2 separate regions of the Homo sapiens genome follow, and region 1 is linked to region 2. A link is an interaction called in ENCODE POLR2A ChIA-PET data of the cell type or tissue named here. Cell type or tissue: PC-9. All regions are shown on one strand.

Region 1 (8,000 bases), 330 kb before region 2:
TGCCTCCCTAGCAATGCCAGGCTATGCTGGCCCTTCACATCACCTCCTCCAGGCAGCCTTCCCCGACTCCACTCCAGGCACAGGAGCTGACTTGTTCTTCTGGATGCCTTCAGGTTCTTACACGTCTGTTCCTGTCTGAGAAGCTCAACCTATACATGCAACCAGGCTATTCATTCCTTAATCAAAGTCCTCGGTTTCTATATCCATGACACTGGAACTAGTAAATGGTGCCTACGGGAGGTATGTGTTTATCTCAAACACATCATTGGTATTACTTCAAACAGTATTGTTGTCATTTCTGCTATTCAAAGGAGTGAATGCCCAGAGTCAGCTTTAGATAGCGCCCACCCAGAAGTGCCCACTGAGGCACCAACAGGCACCCCACGCAGCACAGTACTGAGGAGGCTGCCCTCACCCCAGCCCCGGGGCATTCTCAGGCCTTCCTCTACCCAGTGCTGTTCTAGGGGCTTCCCTGCCTCACCCTGGCCTGTCCAGCATGCCCTGCCCCTCCACACAAGTGTGAGTGCTGTTCTCAGCCACAGGGGCTCCCCATCTTTGCCGATGCAGAAACAAAAGCCAAGGCTGGCAGGTTCTGAGTCCCAGAGAAGAGGAGAATGGACCTACTTCGAGTCCAAGGCTGATTCCACTGTATTTGGCCCCAGAAGTAGGAAATCAAGGCTGGAGGAAAGTTGGGAAGGAACCAGAAGGGGACGAGGTGTTTGATCAACAGGTATTCAGATCAAGAATAAGGGTTGGCTGACCGGGCGTGGTGGTTCATGCCTATAATCCCAGCACTTTGGGAGGCCAAGGTGGGAGGATTGCTTGAGGCCAGGAGTTCAAGACCAGCCTGGGCAATGTAAGGAGACCCCATTTCTACAAAAAAAAAATTTTTTTTTTAATTAGCCAGGTGTGGTGGCATACACCTGTGGTCCCAGATACCCGGGAGGCTGAAGCAGGAGAATCGCTTGAGCCCAGGAGTTGGAGGCTGCAGCAAGCTATGATTGTGCCATTACACTCAGCCTGGGTAACAGAGCAAGACCCTGTCTCAGAAAAACAACAAAAGAATAGGGGCTGGTGGGTGGGGGGAATGGAACGGAGAGCCAGAGGGGACAAGAACATGCGGAGGGAGTCACGTGGCTACCCCTGCCCTACCCCATGGCCCCTACCTTTGGCCCTGCCCCTAGCCTTGCCCCTTCCCCAGGCTCTTGGCCCAGCTCTCCGCCTGGCCCCTACCCCACATACCACCCTCCACCACACCCCTACACCCACCTCTACCCCCTGTCCCTGCCCCTGCCCCAGGCCCTGGCAGGTGGAATGAATGTTCAGGGGAGCAGAGGGGCTCCGGGCTTCCTCCCCCTAACCCTGCCCGTCCTGTGCTGTGTGGTAAGGAGGAGTGGAATGACATAAATGTGAAGGGCTAGAGGGACATGGATGTGGGGGACAAATGCACTGCCCCTCCCCACCCGATTAAGGATGTCAGCACACAGTGGGACAGAAGTGGACATAGCCCAGCCCCACCCTAATGGGCTGTGTGACTTCAGCAGGTGCCATCCCTCCCTGGGCATAATCCAGGTCCCACTAACCTTAGAGGGAGGTAACAGGAGCAACAGGGCCCACAGAGGCTGACCGCTGCTCAGCTGGCTGCCCCGTGTGGGAGGCAGTGCTGCTGACTAAAGGCCCCAAACACCTGCCCGCAGTCCCTAGCACCACCAGGCTCAGCCCTGAGGCCAGCCACCAGCTCAGGGGCATGCTGCAGGGGGCAGCAAGGGCCTCCCACTGACCCGCAGCCCCGGGCAAGTCACCAGCCTTCCAGAGGATCCACCCTGCAGTCCCAGTCATCATCTAGAAAGGTCCCCAGAGTGTGCCCAGGTTCCTTCACTAACACATCCAGTCCTCCTCCAAAGCTCCCGGGGAAGGGCCAACACAGTGCAGTGCACTTGGGAAGGGGAGGCAGGGACCCCATGAAGGAGAGAGGACAGAGGTCCCAGAAGCCACAGCCCACGCCTGCACCCCCTGTGCCCGAAAGGAAGAGGAGCTCCTCCTGCACTGTCCCCTCCTCCCCAAGGGCTCTCTCCATCAAGAGCAGCACAGTTCAACAGTAAGGGGCTGAGCAGACAGACAGAGGGGCCAATCCCTCTAAAAAAAAAAAAAAATCCCAGGAGGGAGCCAAAGGAGTGGGGCACAGCCTGGGGGCCCCCCCACAGATGCCAGGTCAGCCCCCAGCCACCCCCACGCTAGGGCTGTCCACAGAGAGAGGGGTCAGGGAGGGAGGGCGGAAGGGGAAGTGGGGGCTTACAGTATCACCTGGAGCCTGGCCCCCACAAGGCCCTGTCGGGGCTCAGAACACAGCACCCCAAAGTGTGGTGCTGTGGCTCACTGCAGACTCTGAACAAAGGGCATGTGAAAGGCCTCAGAGGTAAGCTCTCTGTGACCTTCTCCTGCCCTTCTGTCTCTCTCCCCTCTTTTTCCCTGCCCAGGTGAGTCATCAAAACTGGAATTTTTCTTTCCCAAGGTGAAGCATAAAGACCAAAACCCCTTTTCCCCAAAGCCAGCCATGAAACCCAGATAGTTCACTCTCTCCCACTCCCTTCACCCCTGAAGACCCTCATTCCACAGGGGTCCTGCGCTGTATGTGGGAGGAAGCCACACAACACAGAGAGGCCGGAAAGAAGCCGAGCCGACAAGCCTTGCTGGGTTCCCCCTCGGACTATCACCATTAGGTCACACCCGTTGTCCCATCATATGTCTACACGGCTGTCCATTCCTCACCAACTTATGTCTGAAAACAGACAGTTCTCTCTGGTCCTTGCATCTTCATCGTTGAAGGCTCCCGTGTCATGTAAAACATTGATTAAAGAAATGTGATGCTTTGCTCTTGGAAACCTGTCTTTCGTTAGAGCGGTGTCAGCTGTGGCCCTTATGATGGGTGAGAACGATACCACACGTTTCCGCCCCTGCCGCTCTCTCTGGACAATCCCCTCCCCTTCCTTCCTTCCCAAGGCCTCAAGCCCTACCATCTGGATCCTGAGCTAGGCCTGGACTCCCTGGACTCCTCCAGTGCTGGGGGCCCCAGGCCTAAACTCAGACAGGACGGCCCTAGAGGATACACACGGAGGGCATGGGTGCAGCTAGACACCCCCCACTGGCCTAAGGCCCTGCTCCCTGCCCTGGAGCAGGGCTGGTCCACGAGCCGGCACCCCGACCTTCAGGGTCCTCGTGTGTGAAATGGAGACACCTGTTCTCCCGTTTAATCCTCATGACAACCCTCCCACACAGGATACTATCCCACCTCACAAAAGGGGACACTGAAACTTGGAGGGGGAGTAACTTGTCCAAGGTCAAAGCACTGAGGAAGAGCAGAGCTAGGATTTGAACCTGGGGCTCTGAGACTTGAAAATCATATTCTTTCCACCTTGCTGCATTGTGTAAGGTGCTTTGCAAAGCCTTATACAAAGGCTTTTATCCTCCGAAGCCTCACATGCCAATTCACTTGGCACTGTGTGCCTACTATGTGCCAGAAGCCAGGAACACAGGCACGATGGGTCTAGCCTCCCCCTTCAGGATTGAGACCAGCAAACAGGGTTTGCTGTTAGCCCGTTTTATGGAAGTCAAAAGGAGATGAGGAGGGAGAGCAGGAGCAGGAACCTGGGGGGGTCCCGCTGCCTGCTAGCCAGGAGGCCAGTGCAACCTGGGAGCTCCGGTCCCTCTGTCTCTCCCCGCATGGCTCAGGCACACAGTCTAAGCACTGGAGTGGCGCGGAGCCGACTGCAGACTATGGGGAAGGCCTCCCTAGTCTCTCGCAGTGCAGCAGGCAGGGTGACCCGCAAGTGCAGTGGCACAAAGCCGGACGCTGGCATCAGGTTCTGTCCTTGCTGTGATCAGGGCTCCCACAGTGCTGACTCAGCTCCCCCCGCCCAGCCCTGCAGCCCACACCCATTCCTCAGGGAGGCTTCTGAAGTTGGCCCCAGGCCAGAACAGCCCAGGATCAACAGACCCTGCCCACCAGCCCCCGGGTGGTGCTGCCCCGAATGCCCTCAGGAAAGGACCCCCTCAATTGGGGAGGTTGACCCCCTCAACCATGGGGCCTCCTCCAGGCCCATGGTTCACCAGACCAGGAGAACAGGGTGGGCGGGTCAACTCGGGGAAGGCGGTGACATTCCAGCTCAGCCAGGCTGCCTTCCAGGACAGGCTGCTTCACTGAGTCCTTGCAGGGAGAGGGGACACAAATAAATAAACTCCTGGCTTGGTTTATATTTCAGAAAAAGAACAAGATTTGGGTCCTGTCCCAGGTTCAGCAAATGCATCCAATTAATTGTGGATTCTGTTTCTCAGTTTAGAACAAGAGTCAGCTCATTCCTCGTCCTGGAGTCCCCTCCCAAGCCACTAACATCCCCCAGGATCCCTGCAACTCTTTCTTTGTGGGAGGTGGGAGGTATGCTTCTCAGGAGCACAGTCAGGCCAGCTTCATTCAAATCTGATCCTCCTAGGTCCCTGGATTCCTGTCGGTACCCAGGTCCCCTGCACCATGCCTCCCTGGCGGGGTCACTGGTGGATCCCGGAGTATGGAAATCCCAAGGTGAAGGGCCTGGCTCTGTGGGTTCACCTTCCCTTTGGTGTGCCAGCCTCCTGGAGCCACCCAGGGGCCCCACTCCCACCCCCAAACATATGCCAGGTGTTCCCCAACAAAGGCAGCCCCCACACTGATTTTCATTTGAAGACAATGAAGACATCTGCACCTTAACAGTCCCTTCCAAGCTCTTCTTACCACCTCCTTCCCACTCCCTGGACTCAGGGATGGGGGTGGCAGCACCTGGGAAAGGCCAACTTGGGGCCAAGTCTGAGGCCCAAGAGGAAGGGAATCCCAGAGTTTCTCCAGCCTCTGTTCTCATCTGCCAGATGGGGCCATGGTTTGGTCCCACCTACCTCACAGGGCACAGAGAGAAACAAATGGAAAGCGGCGGGTGTGATGGTTCTTAGTAAATTACATAATGCAACAGAGGTGCAATGGCTCTGCCCCCCTGAACCTTCCAGACCCAGCCGGACCCAGCAGGAACTCAGCTGCTGCCATTCTCACTTACAGGAGTCGGGAGTTCACCTTGTTTTGCTGAGAGAGGAGTCTCCCACTTCCCGGTCCCCAGGTGGGTACACTGAGGCTTGGTGGCCCACCTGGAGCCTGTGGTCTTCCGCTACATAGCAGGTTCCTCCAGTGAGCAAGTGAGTGAATGAATAAATGATGCCAGACCCTCACCTCCACCCCCAGCCCTGTGCCCCTCATCTGGCCCCCTCCAGCCTCGGCCCCACCTGCAATCTTTCGCCCTCTCCTCCCCATTCTATCAGGGTCTAAGTCAAAGGAGAGCTGACTTCTGTCCTGGGAAGGTGAGACCATCAGCTCCCAATTTAGCTTTTTCAGCCTCTACAGGTGGTGGGGAGAGAATGGCAGGGAAGCTCACTGAAGTTCACTTTCAAGAAACCTGTCATAAGCACAGACAACAAACTCAAAACACGAAAGCCAGAATGACGCCCGTGGGCTGTCATGAGATGCTCCCTGGGAAAGAGCGTTTGCATCACCCACCAGGGAGGGCAGAGCTGCGTGCTTCCCTCACACATCCTCCCAGACCCTCCAACAAGCCATAGGCAAGTGACTTGCCCAGCGCCACACAGCGGGGGAGCAGCCCCAAGGGGATGAATTCCTTCCTCCCTATGTCCTAACTTTCCTCTTCCCCTTTCTCTCATTCGGTGTCTCCCCTCCCTTTGCCCATCTGCCTGTGGTCCCAGGGTCCAGCTCCGAGCTCCATCCACCCCATCACCTGCATCTGGCCCCTGACACATAATTAGACAGCTCATACCACTTCAGGCCAGAGAAAAAAGGGGAGCTGCCATGGGCCAAATGGATAGGAGGCCAAAGACCCTCAAGGGGTCTTTCCCACCCAGGCCTCTCTGTGCCAGAAGGGCCCCTGCTTGCCCTGGACTCAGGCATCTTGGCCTCAGCCCCAGAGAGATGGTGAGCTGAGCAAAGGTCCAAAGAAAGTAGCAGCAGCTGTTGGAAAAAAGGGCTGGGCTGGCAAAGGCTCTCCTGGCACCCACTCCTGCCAGCCCTGTGGTTCCAACAAAGCTTCTCCAGCCACAGGCCTGGTGGAAACCCCTCGCTGCCAGACACTGCCCCCATCTCCATCCACACAACAGAGACTGAGGCATTATTCACGTTACCGTGCCCACTCCCCACTCGGGGGTCTGTCCTGGAGCCAGGGGTCCCCACAGCTGGCAGGACCACTCCTCTGAGGCCCCTCCCTAGCTCTGACCCAGCTCTGCAACAAAAGGACCCCTATGGCCATCCCAGTCAACGGCCTGGCCACACAGGGCCGTGCATACAGGGGCGCCCTAAAAAGGGTGAGCGGATCCACTGATAGACCTCCCAGCCGCCAGCTCTCCAGGCCCAGCAGCGTCAGCCCTCCAGGCCCAGCAGTGTCATCCCTCCAGGCCCAGGAGCGTCACCCCTCCAGGCCCAGCAGCGTCACTCCTCCAGGCCCAGCAGCGTCAGCCCTCCAGGCCCAGCAGCGTCACCCCTCCAGGCCCAGCAGCGTCAGCCCTCCTGGTGTCACCCTGGGCTGTGCAGCAGGTGGAGAAGCAGGCATGCATGGGACAGGGCAGGTACAGGATGTTTTCCACCTGCCCTTCCAGCGACAGGTGTCACCTGGCCCCTGTGTCCCCAGCCCTAACAGGGGTGGACTCCAGGCCCAAGCCCTGCCCCAGACCCTGGGCATGGCTGGATTCTAATCTGGCCCAGGCCACTCCTTCTGGAGACTCCAGGCTCATCCCCTCACCCGCAACCCAGGACAATTAAGATACAGTCCTTGGCTGAGGCCAGACCAGGAGACAGAAGAAAGGTTCAGGCAACACGTGGGGAGGGAAGCTGAAGAGCCCAGGGCAGGGCCCGCCTCACCCAAGGGCCCTGGGCTACAGCCCAGGCCCAGCCTCTGCCCATCTCCTCAAACTCAGGCCCTGAATGGGCCCTGACAAGCACTGTTCCCGCTGCCATCCAAGCATCTCTCCCCACACTACCACCTGCCTCCTTTGCCCTCTGAACTTGGCTCAGGTTCTGAGGAGGCTTCCCTGACTGCTGGGGCCTGAGGGAAAGCCCCTCAGGCTCCAGTGCCCTCCCCAACCCACAGTCCTGGGATGAGTGCTGTGTGCAAGGCTGGGAGCTCCTGAGAGCAGGCACCCACAGTGGGCAGGTCACAGATGACAGAATGACTTAGGGTGTAAATGCGAAGCCATCGCTGCCTCTACCCAGGTGATCTGCAGGCTCCTCGGGGGACTTCATTCAGAGTAAGAAGTTGACCCACAAAACAAGGACCATATTTCAGGAGCCAGCGGGGATGCCCCAGGGGCTCTGAGGATGGGGAGGCCTGCAGGGAACGGAAGGCCTGAGCTCCACAGACCCTGGTAGTGATAAATCCTTCCCCCGCCCCCAACCCAGTCCTGTGGCGGCTGCTGCAGCCACCCACTCACTCCCCGTAACAATCCGGGCTCAGCCACCAGACACTGCGGCCTTCACACAGCAGAGGGGAGATGTCTGCAGACTGGAGGCAGCAGTGGGGGCTGGGCATAGTATGGAGTCATGAATGCCCACTCCCAGGGGCACCACAGGACAGTCCTCAGTGCCCCAAGGCCACTGTGGCCCCAGGCTCCAAGGCCCAACCACCCCACCCCCACGCCCCATGCTGTTGCTGTGACCCCAATCCCACCCCACCTGCTGTCGCACTTGGGATCTAGGTCACAACGGGGGCCGAAGGTGCAGGCCCGGGAAGCAGAGGGAAGAGGCTTTGCAAAAAGCCAGCAAAATGTGTCCAAGGGCAGCAGCTCTCACAGTGATGTCTGGGTCCAGCAAATCACACTGAACCCCCAGCCAGCACTGCCCAGTACTGCTGTCACCTGAAAGCTTTCTCTTATAGGACAGGCCCCTGCAGAGGACCGAGGCCAAGCCCTATTTGGCATCTGGC
Region 2 (8,000 bases):
CAACGTGGGCTGGGTGGTCCTGGACCAGCAGCAGCCGCCGCAGCAGCAACCCTGGTACCTGGTTAGGAACGCAGACCCTCTGCCCCCATCCTCCCAACTCTGAAAAACACTGGCTTAGGGAAAGGCGCGATGCTCAGGGGTCCCCCAAAGCCCGCAGGCAGAGGGAGTGATGGGACTGGAAGGAGGCCGAGTGACTTGGTGAGGGATTCGGGTCCCTTGCATGCCAGAGGCTGCTGTGGGAGCAGACAGTCGCGAGAGCAGCACTGCAGCTGCATGGGGAGAGGGTGTTGCTCCAGGGACGTGGGATGGAGGCTGGGCGCGGGCGGGTGGCGCTGGAGGGCGGGGGAGGGGCAGGGAGCACCAGCTCCTAGCAGCCAACGACCATCGGGCGTCGATCCCTGTTTGTCTGGAAGCCCTCCCCTCCCCTGCCCGCTCACCCGCTGCCCTGCCCCACCCGGGCGCGCCCCCTCCGCACACCGGCTGCAGGAGCCTGACGCTGCCCGCTCTCTCCGCAGCTGGCCTTCTGGTCCAAGCACGTCGGTGAGTGCGTTCTAGATCCCCGGCTGGACTACCGGCGCCCGCGCCCCTCGGGATCTCTGGCCGCTGACCCCCTACCCCGCCTTGTGTCGCAGACGGTGACCAGTGCTTGGTCTTGCCCTTGGAGCACCCGTGCGCCAGCCTGTGCTGCGGGCACGGCACGTGCATCGACGGCATCGGCAGCTTCAGCTGCGACTGCCGCAGCGGCTGGGAGGGCCGCTTCTGCCAGCGCGGTGAGGGGGAGAGGTGGATGCTGGCGGGCGGCGGGGCGGGGCTGGGGCCGGGTTGGGGGCGCGGCACCAGCACCAGCTGCCCGCGCCCTCCCCTGCCCGCAGAGGTGAGCTTCCTCAATTGCTCGCTGGACAACGGCGGCTGCACGCATTACTGCCTAGAGGAGGTGGGCTGGCGGCGCTGTAGCTGTGCGCCTGGCTACAAGCTGGGGGACGACCTCCTGCAGTGTCACCCCGCAGGTGAGAAGCCCCCAATACATCGCCCAGGAATCACGCTGGGTGCAGGGTGGGCAGGCCCCCTGACGGGGCGCGGCGCGGGGGGCTCAGGAGGGTTTCTAGGGAGGGAGCGAGGAACAGAGTTGAGCCTTGGGGCAGCGGCAGACGCGCCCCAACACCGGGGCCACTGTTAGCGCAATCAGCCCGGGAGCTGGGCGCGCCCTCCGCTTTCCCTGCTTCCTTTCTTCCTGGCGTCCCCGCCTTCCTCCGGGCGCCCCCTGCGCACCTGGGGCCACCTCCTGGAGCGCAAGCCCAGTGGTGGCTCCGCTCCCCAGTCTGAGCGTATCTGGGGCGAGGCGTGCAGCGTCCTCCTCCATGTAGCCTGGCTGCGTTTTTCTCTGACGTTGTCCGGCGTGCATCGCATTTCCCTCTTTACCCCCTTGCTTCCTTGAGGAGAGAACAGAATCCCGATTCTGCCTTCTTCTATATTTTCCTTTTTATGCATTTTAATCAAATTTATATATGTATGAAACTTTAAAAATCAGAGTTTTACAACTTTTACATTTCAGCATGCTGTTCCTTGGCATGGGTCCTTTTTTCATTCATTTTCATTAAAAGGTGGACCCTTTTAATGTGGAAATTCCTATCTTCTGCCTCTAGGGACATTTATCACTTATTTCTTCTACAATCTCCCCTTTACTTCCTCTATTTTCTCTTTCTGGACCTCCCATTATTCAGACCTCTTTCCTCTAGTTTTATTGTCTCTTCTATTTCCCATCTCTTTGACTTTGTGTTTTCTTTCAGGGAACTTTCTTTTTTTTCTTTTTTTTTGAGATGGAGTTTCACTCTTGTTGTCCCAGGCTGGAGTGCAATGACGTGATCTCAGCTCACCACAACCTCCGCCTCCTGGATTCAAGCGATTCTCCTGCCGCAGCCTCCCGAGTAGCTGGGATTACAGGCATGCGCCACCACGCCCAGCTAATTTTGTGTTTTTAGTAGAGAAGGGGTTTCTCCGTGTTGGTCAAGCTGGTCTTGAACTCCTGACCTCAGGTGATCCACCTGCCTTGGCCTCCTAAAGTGCTGGGATTACAGGCGTGAGCCACCGCGCCCAGCCTCTTTCAGGGAACTTTCTACAACTTTATAATTCAATTCTTCTGCAGAAAAAAATTTTTGGCCAGGCTCAGTAGCTCAGACCAATAATTCCAGCACTTTGAGAGGCTGAGGTGGGAGGATTGCTTGAGCTTGGGAGTTTGAGACTAGCCTGGGCAACACAGTGAGACCCTGTCTCTATTTTTAAAAAAAGTAAAAAAAGATCTAAAAATTTAACTTTTTATTTTGAAATAATTAGATATTTCCAGGAAGCTGCAAAGAAATGCCTGGTGGGCCTGTTGGCCTGTGGGTTTCCTGCAAGGCCTTGGGAAGGCCCTGTCATTGGCAGAACCCCAGATCGTGAGGGCTTTCCTTTTAGGCTGCTTTCTAAGAGGACTCCTCCAAGCTCTTGGAGGATGGAAGACGCTCACCCATGGTGTTCGGCCCCTCAGAGCAGGGTGGGGCAGGGGAGCTGGTGCCTGTGCAGGCTGTGGACATTTGCATGACTCCCTGTGGTCAGCTAAGAGCACCACTCCTTCCTGAAGCGGGGCCTGAAGTCCCTAGTCAGAGCCTCTGGTTCACCTTCTGCAGGCAGGGAGAGGGGAGTCAAGTCAGTGAGGAGGGCTTTCGCAGTTTCTCTTACAAACTCTCAACATGCCCTCCCACCTGCACTGCCTTCCTGGAAGCCCCACAGCCTCCTATGGTTCCGTGGTCCAGTCCTTCAGCTTCTGGGCGCCCCCATCACGGGCTGAGATTTTTGCTTTCCAGTCTGCCAAGTCAGTTACTGTGTCCATCCATCTGCTGTCAGCTTCTGGAATTGTTGCTGTTGTGCCCTTTCCATTCTTTTGTTATGATGCAGCTCCCCTGCTGACGACGTCCCATTGCTCTTTTAAGTCTAGATATCTGGACTGGGCATTCAAGGCCCATTTTGAGCAGAGTCGGGCCGACCTTTCAGCCCTCAGTTCTCCATGGAGTATGCGCTCTCTTCTTGGCAGGGAGGCCTCACAAACATGCCATGCCTATTGTAGGAGCTCTCCAAGAATGCTCACCTCCTTCTCCCTGTAATTCCTTTCCTCTGTGAGGAGCTCAGCAGCATCCCATTATGAGACCTTACTAATCCCAGGGATCACCCCCAACAGCCCTGGGGTACAATGAGCTTTTAAGAAGTTTAACCACCTATGTAAGGAGACACAGGCAGTGGGCGATGCTGCCTGGCCTGACTCTTGCCATTGGGTGGTACTGTTTGTTGACTGACTGACTGACTGACTGGAGGGGGTTTGTAATTTGTATCTCAGGGATTACCCCCAACAGCCCTGGGGTACAATGAGCCTTCAAGAAGTTTAACAACCTATGTAAGGACACACAGCCAGTGGGTGATGCTGCCTGGTCTGACTCTTACCATTCAGTGGCACTGTTTGTTGACTGACTGACTGACTGACTGGCTGACTGGAGGGGGTTCATAGCTAATATTAATGGAGTGGTCTAAGTATCATTGGTTCCTTGAACCCTGCACTGTGGCAAAGTGGCCCACAGGCTGGAGGAGGACCAAGACAGGAGGGCAGTCTCGGGAGGAGTGCCTGGCAGGCCCCTCACCACCTCTGCCTACCTCAGTGAAGTTCCCTTGTGGGAGGCCCTGGAAGCGGATGGAGAAGAAGCGCAGTCACCTGAAACGAGACACAGAAGACCAAGAAGACCAAGTAGATCCGCGGCTCATTGATGGGAAGATGACCAGGCGGGGAGACAGCCCCTGGCAGGTGGGAGGCGAGGCAGCACCGGCTGCTCACGTGCTGGGTCCGGGATCACTGAGTCCATCCTGGCAGCTATGCTCAGGGTGCAGAAACCGAGAGGGAAGCGCTGCCATTGCGTTTGGGGGATGATGAAGGTGGGGGATGCTTCAGGGAAAGATGGACGCAACCTGAGGGGAGAGGAGCAGCCAGGGTGGGTGAGGGGAGGGGCATGGGGGCATGGAGGGGTCTGCAGGAGGGAGGGTTACAGTTTCTAAAAAGAGCTGGAAAGACACTGCTCTGCTGGCGGGATTTTAGGCAGAAGCCCTGCTGATGGGAGAGGGCTAGGAGGGAGGGCCGGGCCTGAGTACCCCTCCAGCCTCCACATGGGAACTGACACTTACTGGGTTCCCCTCTCTGCCAGGCATGGGGGAGATAGGAACCAACAAGTGGGAGTATTTGCCCTGGGGACTCAGACTCTGCAAGGGTCAGGACCCCAAAGACCCGGCAGCCCAGTGGGACCACAGCCAGGACGGCCCTTCAAGATAGGGGCTGAGGGAGGCCCAAGGGGAACATCCAGGCAGCCTGGGGGCCACAAAGTCTTCCTGGAAGACACAAGGCCTGGCCAAGCCTCTAAGGATGAGAGGAGCTCGCTGGGCGATGTTGGGTGTGGCTGAGGGTGACTGAAACAGTATGAACAGTGCAGGAACAGCATGGGCAAAGGCAGGAAGACACCCTGGGACAGGCTGACACTGTAAAATGGGCAAAAATAGAAAACGCCAGAAAGGGCCTAAGCCTATGCCCATATGACCAGGGAACCCAGGAAAGTGCATATGAAACCCAGGTGCCCTGGACTGGAGGCTGTCAGGAGGCAGCCCTGTGATGTCATCATCCCACCCCATTCCAGGTGGTCCTGCTGGACTCAAAGAAGAAGCTGGCCTGCGGGGCAGTGCTCATCCACCCCTCCTGGGTGCTGACAGCGGCCCACTGCATGGATGAGTCCAAGAAGCTCCTTGTCAGGCTTGGTATGGGCTGGAGCCAGGCAGAAGGGGGCTGCCAGAGGCCTGGGTAGGGGGACCAGGCAGGCTGTTCAGGTTTGGGGGACCCCGCTCCCCAGGTGCTTAAGCAAGAGGCTTCTTGAGCTCCACAGAAGGTGTTTGGGGGGAAGAGGCCTATGTGCCCCCACCCTGCCCACCCATGTACACCCAGTATTTTGCAGTAGGGGGTTCTCTGGTGCCCTCTTCGAATCTGGGCACAGGTACCTGCACACACATGTTTGTGAGGGGCTACACAGACCTTCACCTCTCCACTCCCACTCATGAGGAGCAGGCTGTGTGGGCCTCAGCACCCTTGGGTGCAGAGACCAGCAAGGCCTGGCCTCAGGGCTGTGCCTCCCACAGACTGACAGGGATGGAGCTGTACAGAGGGAGCCCTAGCATCTGCCAAAGCCACAAGCTGCTTCCCTAGCAGGCTGGGGGCACCTATGCATTGGCCCCGATCTATGGCAATTTCTGGAGGGGGGGTCTGGCTCAACTCTTTATGCCAAAAAGAAGGCAAAGCATATTGAGAAAGGCCAAATTCACATTTCCTACAGCATAATCTATGGCCAGTGGCCCCCCGTGGGGCTTGGCTTAGAATTCCCAGGTGCTCTTCCCAGGGAACCATCAGTCTGGACTGAGAGGACCTTCTCTCTCAGGTGGGACCCGGCCCTGTCCTCCCTGGCAGTGCCGTGTTCTGGGGGTCCTCCTCTCTGGGTCTCACTGCCCCTGGGGTCTCTCCAGCTACCTTTGCTCCACGTTCCTTTGTGGCTCTGGTCTGTGTCTGGGGTTTCCAGGGGTCTCGGGCTTCCCTGCTGCCCATTCCTTCTCTGGTCTCACGGCTCCGTGACTCCTGAAAACCAACCAGCATCCTACCTCTTTGGGATTGACACCTGTTGGCCACTCCTTCTGGCAGGAAAAGTCACCGTTGATAGGGTTCCACGGCATAGACAGGTGGCTCCGCGCCAGTGCCTGGGACGTGTGGGTGCACAGTCTCCGGGTGAACCTTCTTCAGGCCCTCTGCCCAGGCCTGCAGGGGCACAGCAGTGGGTGGGCCTCAGGAAAGTGCCACTGGGGAGAGGCTCCCCGCAGCCCACTCTGACTGTGCCCTCTGCCCTGCAGGAGAGTATGACCTGCGGCGCTGGGAGAAGTGGGAGCTGGACCTGGACATCAAGGAGGTCTTCGTCCACCCCAACTACAGCAAGAGCACCACCGACAATGACATCGCACTGCTGCACCTGGCCCAGCCCGCCACCCTCTCGCAGACCATAGTGCCCATCTGCCTCCCGGACAGCGGCCTTGCAGAGCGCGAGCTCAATCAGGCCGGCCAGGAGACCCTCGTGACGGGCTGGGGCTACCACAGCAGCCGAGAGAAGGAGGCCAAGAGAAACCGCACCTTCGTCCTCAACTTCATCAAGATTCCCGTGGTCCCGCACAATGAGTGCAGCGAGGTCATGAGCAACATGGTGTCTGAGAACATGCTGTGTGCGGGCATCCTCGGGGACCGGCAGGATGCCTGCGAGGGCGACAGTGGGGGGCCCATGGTCGCCTCCTTCCACGGCACCTGGTTCCTGGTGGGCCTGGTGAGCTGGGGTGAGGGCTGTGGGCTCCTTCACAACTACGGCGTTTACACCAAAGTCAGCCGCTACCTCGACTGGATCCATGGGCACATCAGAGACAAGGAAGCCCCCCAGAAGAGCTGGGCACCTTAGCGACCCTCCCTGCAGGGCTGGGCTTTTGCATGGCAATGGATGGGACATTAAAGGGACATGTAACAAGCACACCGGCCTGCTGTTCTGTCCTTCCATCCCTCTTTTGGGCTCTTCTGGAGGGAAGTAACATTTACTGAGCACCTGTTGTATGTCACATGCCTTATGAATAGAATCTTAACTCCTAGAGCAACTCTGTGGGGTGGGGAGGAGCAGATCCAAGTTTTGCGGGGTCTAAAGCTGTGTGTGTTGAGGGGGATACTCTGTTTATGAAAAAGAATAAAAAACACAACCACGAAGCCACTAGAGCCTTTTCCAGGGCTTTGGGAAGAGCCTGTGCAAGCCGGGGATGCTGAAGGTGAGGCTTGACCAGCTTTCCAGCTAGCCCAGCTATGAGGTAGACATGTTTAGCTCATATCACAGAGGAGGAAACTGAGGGGTCTGAAAGGTTTACATGGTGGAGCCAGGATTCAAATCTAGGTCTGACTCCAAAACCCAGGTGCTTTTTTCTGTTCTCCACTGTCCTGGAGGACAGCTGTTTCGACGGTGCTCAGTGTGGAGGCCACTATTAGTTCTGTAGGGAAGCAGCCAGAGACCCAGAAAGTGTTGGTTCAGCCCAGAATGAGCTCACAGTGTCGCGGGGGAAGCTGTTTAAGAACAATGTTACACCATCATGAACAGCAGTAAGAAAGAGGCTCTGGCTTAACCTGGCCTGATAGGCCTAATTGAATGAGACAGAAATAAGTCAAGGATGCTCTGATTTGAAATCATGAAGTACCTGATGAAAAGAAATGGTGGTGAGATAAAGCTGAGAAAATTCATCTAAAGCCCAAAATTAGTCTAGCTCTGTGTGTGGCCTCAGGCAAGTCTTTTTCTCCTCTCTGAGTGTGATGGTTAATTTTAGGTGTCGATTTGACTGGATGAAGGGATACCCAGATGGCTGGCGAAGCATGATTTCTGGGTGTGTCTGTGAGATGTTCTGGAGGAGATGGGCCACTGAGTCGGTGGACTATGTGGGGAAGATCCGCCCTCAGTGTGGGCAGGCACCATCCAATCAGCTCGGGACCCAGACAGAATAAAAAGGCAGAGGACAGGTGAATTATCTGTCTCTCCTAGAGCTGGGACACCCTTCTCCTGCCCTTGGACATCAGTTCCAGGTTCTCAGGCCTTTGGACTCTGAGACTTAACACCAGTGGCCCTCCAGATTCTCCAGCCATTAGCCCTGTACTGAGGATCCTGCTATCAGCTTCCCTGGTTCTGAGGCCTTGAGACCTGGACTGAGCCAGGCCGGCTTCCCGGGCTCTCCAGCTGGCAGGTCTGCCATGGGACTCCTCAGCCTCAATGATCACAGAAGCCAAATCCTTAATAAGCCCCTTCTCATCTATCTGTGTCTATATATACATCCTATTAGTTCTGTCTCTGGAGAACCCTGACTAATCCAGGGGACATCAGTAAAAT

Evidence for each region. ChIA-PET counts read pairs that join two places held together with the same protein. Peaks named below come from ENCODE experiments on the same cell type or tissue, not always from the same donor. Only the 100,000 strongest peaks of a DNase experiment are listed, where the experiment ranks them.
Region 1: POLR2A ChIA-PET joins it to region 2 with 36 read pairs; 2 of 35 experiments call an interaction of 5 or more read pairs at or near these places.

The regions. Positions count from the first base shown.
Region 1 is chr2:127,090,849-127,098,848 of GRCh38, forward strand. All of the region lies in intron 1 of BIN1 (bridging integrator 1), which reads right to left. Among named protein-coding and RNA genes, the nearest start is that of BIN1, 12 kb to the right of the region's middle. RefSeq lists a silencer at 1,298-1,465 and enhancers at 4,549-5,220, 5,314-6,084. In PC-9, no CTCF peak of the experiment used is centred here; DNase peaks (open chromatin) are centred at 2,453, 3,893 and 4,143; H3K4me3 peaks cover 283 bases; H3K27ac peaks cover 2,829 bases.
Region 2 is chr2:127,422,402-127,430,401 of GRCh38, forward strand. It overlaps PROC (protein C, inactivator of coagulation factors Va and VIIIa), which reads left to right. Exons shown (of 9, transcript NM_000312.4): 4 at 516-540; 5 at 633-770; 6 at 873-1,007; 7 at 3,684-3,826; 8 at 4,704-4,821; 9 at 5,956-6,841. The coding sequence ends at 6,545. It overlaps MIR4783 (microRNA 4783), which reads right to left and starts at 1,217; the gene lies at 1,136-1,217. It overlaps LOC105373608 (a long non-coding RNA gene), which reads right to left. Exons shown (of 2, transcript XR_007087228.1): 2 at 2,299-5,863. RefSeq lists enhancers at 85-883, 884-1,680. In PC-9, a CTCF peak has its summit at 1,763; a DNase peak (open chromatin) is centred at 1,290; H3K4me3 peaks cover 1,483 bases.